Linked DNA regions of Homo sapiens: region 2 is linked to region 1. A link is a contact called in ENCODE Hi-C data. All regions are on one chromosome and are shown on one strand. The core of a region is the stretch at or near the end of the contact, and the rest is flanking DNA. Distances in the headings are between cores, read along the strand shown. Region 1 holds the start of MSH2-OT1 (MSH2 overlapping transcript 1). Region 2 has its middle 20 kb from the start of PPP1R21.

Region 1 (4,538 bases), core at 1,464-3,963:
GCCACGGAGCAGGCTGTTGGCAGCCCCGCCCTCCATCCCACAGCCCTCCCCCATCTCCCACTCCTCCCTGTTAGGAGAGAGAGGGACATGGGGAGGCCTGGCCGCTGGCCTGGCTGGGCAGGGCTCAGCCTTGTGTGAGCCTTGGGTTCCTTGATTAAAGTGAGGCTCTTAATCCCAACACTGGCCAGTCAGGAAGGATCAAATGAGATGGGAATATTGGGAGAAGCTTCTCAGAGGAGTGTACCAAGCTGACAAGTGGAGTCATGAGTAGGGTTGCCAGGTTTAGGAAATAAAAAGACAGCATGCCCAGTGAAATTTGAATTTCAGATAATCAACTATATTTTAGTATAAGTATGTCCTATGCAATATTTGGGACATACTTATACTTAAAAAATGATTTCTTGTTTACCCAAGTCATATTTAACTGGGTGTTCTGTATTTTACCTGGCAACCCTAATGAGCCATGGGCCATGCCCAGTATTTCTGAGTCTTTTTCCATCCCTGCCCACTGAGTCCACGCCTCAGCCTTCCCATGGTTTCTCTGTAGTCATGAAAATGCTCTGCACTGATTGACTTAGGTCTACCCATTCTTGAGCCAGTCATGGTAAGGAACTGGATTATCCTGATTGGCCTAGACTAATAGAGCCCATTCCTGGAGTTCAGTCTGTTCTCCAAGTAGCCTGGCTGCTACTCAATATAGTACAGGCTGGGAGAATGATTGGTAAGGAGAGAGCTGCAGTGCCCACCACAAAAATTTTAGGTCAATGGAAATTTAAATCAAAATATTTGTAGTTGGACAGATTCCAACCAATAGGGTCATCTGGAATACCTTATTAACATTATTTCTTAAAGGAATGGCATTCTTAAAGGAATATTCCATTTACATCAGATTTATCTGGAGACATTTGTTAAAATGAAATTCCTGGGCCCATTTTCTGACCCACTAAATAAACCTCTGAGCGGGACCTGCCATGGAATCTGCATTTTAATCATGTGTCCCAGTTGCTTGGAACAGCCCTGGTTTATACATGCTGTCCTGGGGTAATTACTAGTAGAGCCACTTTCACTCTCAGAAGTATCCCAGATTGGACTGTACAGTACGTTTTATTTCCCTCTCTCACAGTTGACAGTGCAGAGCCCAGCAGGAAAAGTCTCCAGCGGGTAATGAGTCAAGACTTCCCATCTGTCTGGCAAGTGGAAAGGGCATGGGCTTCAGGGCCAGCTCAGCCACGTACAAACTAACTTCAGTGAATGCTTCCCCTCCCTCAGCCCATTTCCTTGCCTGCATTTTTGGGCGTAATAGTGCCTCCCTCACAGGGTGGCTGGGGGCCTGGATGGGAGGAGTGTGTCAAGGGCCCAACCGAGGCTGCCGCCCAGGGCTGCACGATACAGATCAGTGCTGGCCTCTCCATCTCACTTCCATGCTCTCTGAGCTGAACTCCGAAGGCCCCATCACCAGGGCCCCATTTGCGAAGGCGGCACCAGACAGGCTGTGGGAACGAGCTTCACAGCTTTTGTCAAAGTGGCATAATAAAGCCCCCAAGTGTCTGCTCTTTGCAAACTGGGATGGCAGATCAATTGTGGCATAAACAAAATAGCAGGCTTGGTGCGAACCCAGGGACAGATCACGCCTCTGCAGGGTGTGATTGAGGGGGAGGAGGAGATTCTCAGGGTGGCTGGGTTTGCCTTTTCTCTGGCTGAAGCTTTGAGGCCCCTCTCCAGAGCAGCTTGGCTCCCCACAAATTGCAAGAGCTTGGGAGACTGCTTCTCTACTCTGGGAGGCAACTGGCTAGGCAGTGGCACAAGCATAGGCCCCAGTGCCCTCAGCAGGAAGCCTGTCCCAGGGTCTCAGCACCCCCCCAGAGCTCTGAACCTACTGACCTTGATGCGGAAGAAGGATGGACCATCCTCCACCCCCACCTTGTCTCCCAGGATGAGCTGAGTGTGCTCTGTAGGAAAGCGAAGGGCAGTAAAGCAGGCACAGAGAGACCTCAGGAACAGGACAGTAAGGACGCTTTCACTGGTTGCCCTGTGCGCTGTCGGAGACCCTTCTGCCTCACCTGTCCCTTCATTCTGGGCAGATGGTGTTACACAGCTAGTCTAGTATTTAGCATCATTTGGGGCCTGCAGCACTCCCTAGCTAAGTTGTTATGCTGAATGCAAGCTGAACCAGGGCCGTAAGAAGACCCCAGGACAAGTTCTGGCCCAGACTATATGCGCCCTGTCCCAGAGGTGAGCCTGCTGGCAGCAAAGGGGGTAGGATCTGTACAAAACTGCTAAGAAACCCAGTGAGGGGCCTCTAGGAAGGCAGCCTAGAGACTGAGGACAGGAACTGCATCTGTCTGGTTTTCCACCATATTTCTGAGCCTTGCATGATACTGCCAACCTGATGCTGTCCACAGTAAATGTTTGCTGAAGGAATGAATAGGTGGATGTTGGTCTTACCAGCTTCATGTCTGGTGTTGGTTGCCTTGCTGAGGCCCTCGGATAAAGCCACACCCTTGTGAGGAGGGAGCATGAGGCCGGTCACATTCTAGGTTTGGTCATCCAGGAAAAAGGCAGATCCTCAACTGGAAACCCAAACTCCAATAGATGGCCTTGGGCAGAAGCCAGGAGTCCAGACATGGAAGAGTTTGGAGGAGTCAGAAGAGGCCCCCAGAGAGTGGAGGAGATGGCCTTGGCCTCACAAGAGTAGGTCAGGCAGGGCAGGCCTGTGGGGGGCCTCAAGAGGCCAATGAGTACCCCAGCTGTGGTCAGCCAGGCAGACTGTCACCCAGAAGCAGCAGTCTCCTCTGCACCTCATTCCTCGCGCTGTCCTCAAGCCCTGGGTCAAGTCTTATGTAAATAGCCCAGCTTGTCTGAGCTGTGCCACGGGGAGGTTATGAGTCTACCTTGGCAGACTCTTTAGGGGATAGGCCATGGCCCCTCTCCCCTGTGAAGGGGACAGCAATGATCAGTAGAAAGGAGGCCAGAGAGGACAGAGGACTCTTAAGGATGGGAGTCACAACTCTGAGCAGCAGCCACTCTCCCACGAAGATGCTCCCCTGGCTGTGGTCCTGGAGGACTGCAATTTGGTTTCTTAAGAAAAATGGAGCTTCCTTGGTGCCCTCAGAATACAGTCTAATGTGGTGGAAAGAGCATGAACTTTAGATGCTAGCACACCTGGGTTTCAGTCTCGGCTCCACCATTTCCAAGCTGTGGGGACTTCGCAACTGCTTTTCACCCTTTAACCTGCAGTTTCTGCATCTGTTGAATGGAGCTGTTCTCCCCCATAGGTTGTCATGATGACATGCGATGATGCAGGCAGGGCCAGCATTGTTAGGTGGTGGCTTTCACCACAATGAAGAGAAAATCCAGGTGGAACCAGTTTATTAAATGGGCCGACACTGGAAATGGCTTTGTCTCATCTATTGTCTTTAAGAACTCCCTTTTAGATTCCTTAACATCTTGGGTAAATGCTAGAGTTATCCAAATAGTTTTTATGTCTTTTTGTGTTTTGGGGTTTTTGTTTGTTTTTGAGACGGAGTTTCGCTCTGTCGCCCAGGCTGGAAGGCAGTGGCGCGATCTTGGCTCACTGCAACCTCTGCCTCCCGGATTCAAGCGATTCTCCTGGCTTAGCCTCCCAAGTAGCTGGGATTACAAGTGCACTCCACTATGCCCGGCTAATTTTTGTATTTTTAGTATAAACGGAGTTTCGCCAAGTTGCCCAGGCTGGTCTTGAACTCCTGGCCTCAAGTGATGCACCCACCTTGGCCTCCCAAAGTGCTGGGGATTACAGGCGTGAGCCACCAGGCTCAGCCAGTTTCTTTGTTTCTTTTCTTTCTTTCTCTTTTTTTTTTTTTTTCTGAGGGAGTCTCACTCTGTTGCCCAGGCTGGAGTGCAGTGGCGCAATCTCGGCTCACTGCAAGCTCCGCCTCCTGGGTTCACGGCATTCTCCTGCCTCAGCCTCCCGAGTAGCTGGGACTACAGGCACCCGCCGCCACACCTGGCTAATTTTTTTTTTTTTTTTGTATTTTTAGGAGAGACGGGGTTTTTGCATATTGGTCAGGCTGGTCTTGAACTCCTGACCTCAAGTGACCTGCCCACCTTGGCCTCCCAAAGTGCTGGGATTACAGGCATGAGCCATCACGCCCGGCCTCTTTTGTTGTTGTTGTTGTTGTTAATTAAGTACCAGTTTTAAGATTGAGACTCGTTCTCAGTTGTTTAATCAAATCTTCAAATTCACTTCTAATCAGAGCTTATTTAGCCTCCCCCTCTAGCTCTGGGCTGACACATGGCTCAGGGGACCCGCAGTGGATGGGGCATGGGGGTGATCTTACATCACTGGAGCCACTATCATTCCTTCTTAACTTTTGCTGGTGGGGCTGCAAGGCTCCCTGTTAGAACAGGCATATGTGCTTTCACGGCATCTATTTATGGGTCCTTGGGAGCCCTGCACAGGGACCACTCCCTGCCCCATTCCCTGAGTGGGCACTGCCCTCTCCATCCCTCCTCCTGTGACTCCCTCTCATGCTGTCCCCAGCCCTCTGCCCCTCAGC
Region 2 (4,581 bases), core at 680-3,179, 890 kb before region 1:
ATTCTAGAACAGGCAAAACTTATCCATGGTGAAAGAAATCAGATAAGCGGTTTGGGGGTGAGGACACAGTTCGCTGCCAAAGCACAGGTGGTAACTTTCTGAGGTGATGGGAATGTTCACTATCTTGATGAGGGTGTGGGTTACCAGGTGTGAGCATTTGTCAACACTCATTAAATTGTATGCTTAATACCTGTGCGTTTCACTATATGTAAGGATAAGTCAGTTAGGGAGGAAGGGGAGGACAAGGAATGGGAGGTGGAGAGAGAGAGAAGGGGAGGGAGGGAGAGAGAGGAGAAAGAGAGAGATAGAGAGACCTAACAACCAGACAACTGCAATAAGTTTTCAAGAAAGCCTAAATGTAGACTGTTTGTATGGTCATTTAGATCAGGGGTGTCCAATCTTTTGGCTTCCCTGGGCCACAGTGGAAGAAGAATTCTTTTACTACACATAAAATACACTAATACTAACGATAGCTGATGAGCTGATAAAGGAAAAATCACACCAAAAAATCTCATGATGTTTTAAGAAAGCTTACGAATTTGCGTTGTGCTGCATTCAAAGCCGTCCTGGGCTGCATGTGGCTCGCAGGCCACGGGTTGAACGAGCTTGATTTAGATGACTCCAAGGAATTATAAAATGTTCTTTTTTTTTTTTTTTTTTGAGACGGAGTCTTGCACTTTCGCCCAGGCTGGAGTGCAGTGGCCGGTCTCAGCTCACTGCAAGCTCCGCCTCCTTGGTCCTCGCCATTCTGCCTCAGCCTCCCAAGTAACTGGGACTACAGGCGCCCGCCACCACGCCCGGCTAATTTTTTGTATTTTTAGTAGAGGCGGGGTTTCACCGTGTTAGCCAGGATGGTCTCGATCTCTTGACCTCGTGATCCACCCCCGTCGGGCTCCCGAAGTGCTGGGATTACAGGCGTGAGCCACGGCGCCCAGCCTACATAATGTTTTTGATGAAATAAGGGCGTGTGGCTATGTAAGAACATGCCAGCCGGGTGCGGTGGTTCACGCCTGTAATCCCAGCGCTTTGGGAGGCCGAGGTGAGCAGATCACTTGAGGTCAGGAGCTCAAGACCAGCCTGGCCAACATGGAGAAATTCTGTCTCTACTAAAAATACAAAAATTAGCCGGGCATGCACCTGTAGTCCCAGCTACTTAGAAGACTGAGGCGGGAGAATCGCTTGAACCTGGGAGGCGGAGGTTGCAGTGAGTCGAAATCGCGCCACTGCACTGCAGCCTGGGGGACAAGAGTGAAACTCCATCTCAAAATAAAATAAAATAAAATAAAATCGGATACATAAAGCAAGAGTGACAAAAACTTGATATTCCAGAACTTGGGTGGTAGGTATGTGGGGATTTATAGTTCTTTTCACTGTTTTGTGTATATTTGAAAAATTTCAAAATAAAAAGAGAGGCTGCCTTAGGTAAACAAAGACAGTATATAATACCCACAGTGTCAAAGCAGAAAGTATATGGACGCTCTCAAAAGTTATTTCTCTTATCAGACCAACTCTCCCTGCTTTCTTCCTGCCTTGGCTGATGATTTACCTTTTATTAAAATTCTCACATTCCAATACCTTGATTACTAATGGTTATATTAATCACTTTTATTTCATATTTCAATCAACAGATCAACATTTATTATTAGCCATGAATATGTGCCGCTGAGAACGTCCGGAAACCTCCTCCTCCTCCCGTTCTCCGTTCCACCCAGAGGAGTCGCTCCCCAGAACGGTCCTTTCTGCCTGGTAGAACCTCGTATCACCACCAGGGGGCGTGCCATCACTGAATTTGCTCCGCGGCTGCTTCAGGAAAGATAAAATCAGCCCCGCAGTCTGAGTAACTGGTTACCAGGGTTTCGGCGCACCCAGGACCGGTGTTTGTCATTGTTTAGGCACGTCTCTGGTGACTTCATTCCACTATACCCAAGTCTTTTTGGGGAAACAATTACCCTATTTGAACAGAACAAGTAAGGCAAATTGGTAACTGGAAGATGACTAGGTGCTTCTACAGGATGTGTTGGGACATCCTGTCTTCCCCTGGGGCTTAGCTTTGGGTGTGGACCCTTCCTTCTCACTTGATGGTTGGGAAAGGATACCCCCCTCTCTGCAGGGGCACAGCCCCTTCTTTGTCCTGGATAGGCCTGGCTAGCAGAGCAGGAGTGAGCTGGCCCGTGTGGACAGGGGCGTCACTGGGGACAGACGAGGGGCCTCGACCTTCAGAAGCCTCTGTGGCAGGGAAGACCCCGAAGATGGCGGGACCGCTCTAAACTGCCAGGCGCTCTGCAGGCTCGGGCGCCCATTCTCTTGCACACCCCTGGGCCTCCCGTTCCCTCTGGCCATGCACTGAGTGCCTGCTGGGCTCCAGGCCACCTTCCTGCTCCGTGAGCCAGGGCTTTAGAGGACACAGGGCTTGAGCGGGAGGATGAGAGAGGGAGGGCTTCTCTCAATCGCAGATCTGATCCTGCCACTTCCCGCTCAAGAAAATCCTTTAGAGGGGGCAGCTTCGGATGGCTCCCTGTGGCCTCCAGTAAAAAGCAGAAGCCCTGTCATGGCCTAGGGGCCTGCACAATCAGCCCCTCCCTCCTCGGTGCCACTCTGCGCTGCCCGTGTTCACTGCCCTCCAGCCCGGGCGGCCTCTCGGTCCCCACTGCCCTGTGCTCACCGAGATGCTGTTGGCTCTGCCTGAAGAGTTCCTCTCCTGGACCCCTCCGTGCTCCCAGCCAAAGGCCTCCCCTCAGGCATTCTTCCTGCATCCTGAGCTTTTCCTTGGAAGCTTCTGCCACAACCATAACCCCATGCTTCCGACTCCCCCACTAGACTCTGAGCAACACAGAAACAACAGCATTTCCATAAAACCTTTTGAAAAACTGAAAATACTCTACGCATCCATCACGACCTCAAGCAGTGAACCAGGTAGCTGAGGCTTTGCTTTCCAAGAAGACTCCAAGGAAAGTGGCACAAAGAGAAAGAAAGTATTTGGGAATGAGAACCCTTCCTGAAGCCTTGGCATCACACCACGGTCAGCAGTCTTCTTTCCCTGTGTGTAAAGCTGACCCTAGCCAGGGATCAAGGGAGATCAGAGCTTATGAAAGGCAGGAGTAACGGCTGAGCAGAGAAGTGGCAGGAGCATGATAGTCATAACCAGACTGCTCAGAGCATAGAGTCCAGAAGCACCCCTTTTGCCTCCCTCTATGATATCTCCCAGTCCCTCCCTGCTCTAGGCCTTCCTAGCAGAGCTATCACCAAAGGGGGCCTCTGGAGGAGAAAAGGAATCAATGTGAAAAATTAAATTCTGGCTACTGTTCCTCTATACATTCATATGTTCATTTAATAGACCAATGGGGTGGTGCATGTGCCAGGCACTGGGATAGGTGCTGGAGATGGCTTTGAAGAGCTCAGACATAGCCAGCTGATGGGGGAGGCCATTAGTAAGAAAATCATTATGGTGCAACAGAAGCACTTTAGCAGCTTCATGTACAAAGAGGACTCCACTAACATAGAGGGACAAAAGCCTGGACCTTCTGGGGATGGAGAGGAGGAAGGCAGGAAGGTGCTAAGTTTAGGGAAGATATACAGAGCAGGTGGGCATTTGAAGATCAGGTTAGCCGGTCAGCCAATAAATGCTTACTGAGTGCCTTCTGGGTGCCAGGCACCCTTATAGGTGCTGGAATGCATCAGGGAAGAAAACAGGCCCTGCCCTCATGGAGGTGGTATTCTAGTGGGGTGGCGGGGAGGGATGCCGCGCATAAATATGAATAAAAAATAGAATAAGTAAGTGCATTCTATAGCGGGTTAGAATGCTGTGGGGAAAATAGAACAGTGTAAGGAGGTCAGGAGAGTTGGAGAGGGGTTTAGCATTTTTGGGGAGGTGGTCAGGTAAGCCTCAAGGAGAAGGTGACATTTGAGCAAGAACTTACCATAAGAGAAGGAATAAGCAGAGCCCAGGTATGGTTACCTGGGGGAAGTGATCCAGACATGGGGAGCAGCCAGGGCAAAAATCCCTGACGCTACAATGTGCTGGCATGTTTGAAGAGCAGCAAGGTCAGTGTGACTGGAGCAGAGGGCAAGGAAGGAGGAGAGAAGGTCAGATTGCAGAGGGCCTTGTGGGGAGTTTTAAAGACCTGGACTTTGACTCTGAGAGAAATGTACCATCATAGGAGCAGCGGTATGCTGGCCAACTAGGTCTCAGAAAAATAAAAATAAAAAGCCCTGGTTTGTAGCATTTGCCAATTTCTGTGGTAAATCTCCCACCTTGGCCTATTTCAAGCCATGAGTGTGGCATTCCTGACCACAGATAGGGGAGAGATGTGCAGGATTGGCCCTCACTAACTAATGCTTGCCATTCCAGCCCACCTCTGCTTTGGAGAATTCTGAGCAGAGATATGACATGATCTGACTGTGTTGCAAGGAGGTCACTCTGGCTGCTGTGTTGAGAGCATACAGGGGGCCAGGGAAGCAAGGGCAGAAGCAGGGAACATTTAGGAAGCTCTTGCAGTGATTCAGGTAAGAGAGGACATGTTCAGAGATTAGGTATTCACTACCAATATGGTGACTCAAAGGCAGATTCTAGGTGTTTTCTGA

The links. A loop is a pair of places that touch in the nucleus more often than their neighbours do. Pooled maps may share reads with other maps.
Region 2: a map of heart right ventricle shows a loop between it and region 1 (4-fold over the local background). The contact joins the enhancer-like site here to the promoter of MSH2-OT1 in region 1. A Hi-C loop is called at or near these places in 2 of 168 maps with a recorded cell type or tissue (CD4-positive, alpha-beta memory T cell and heart right ventricle) and 6 of 50 pooled maps.

Annotation. Positions count from the first base shown.
Region 1 is chr2:47,525,712-47,530,249 of GRCh38, reverse strand. It overlaps MSH2-OT1 (MSH2 overlapping transcript 1), which reads right to left and starts at 2,713. Exons shown (of 3, transcript NR_120602.1): 1 at 2,446-2,713; 2 at 1,882-1,949; 3 at 1,086-1,183. The region is part of intron 1 of KCNK12 (potassium two pore domain channel subfamily K member 12); the gene reads left to right. It also overlaps a transcript of MSH2 not described here.
Region 2 is chr2:48,418,104-48,422,684 of GRCh38, reverse strand. No RefSeq gene overlaps it. Among named protein-coding and RNA genes, the nearest start is that of PPP1R21, 20 kb to the left of the region's middle. Within about 2 kb of position 1,929, at least 11 of the 41 ENCODE cell types and tissues checked have a DNase peak (open chromatin) inside an H3K27ac peak, as active enhancers do.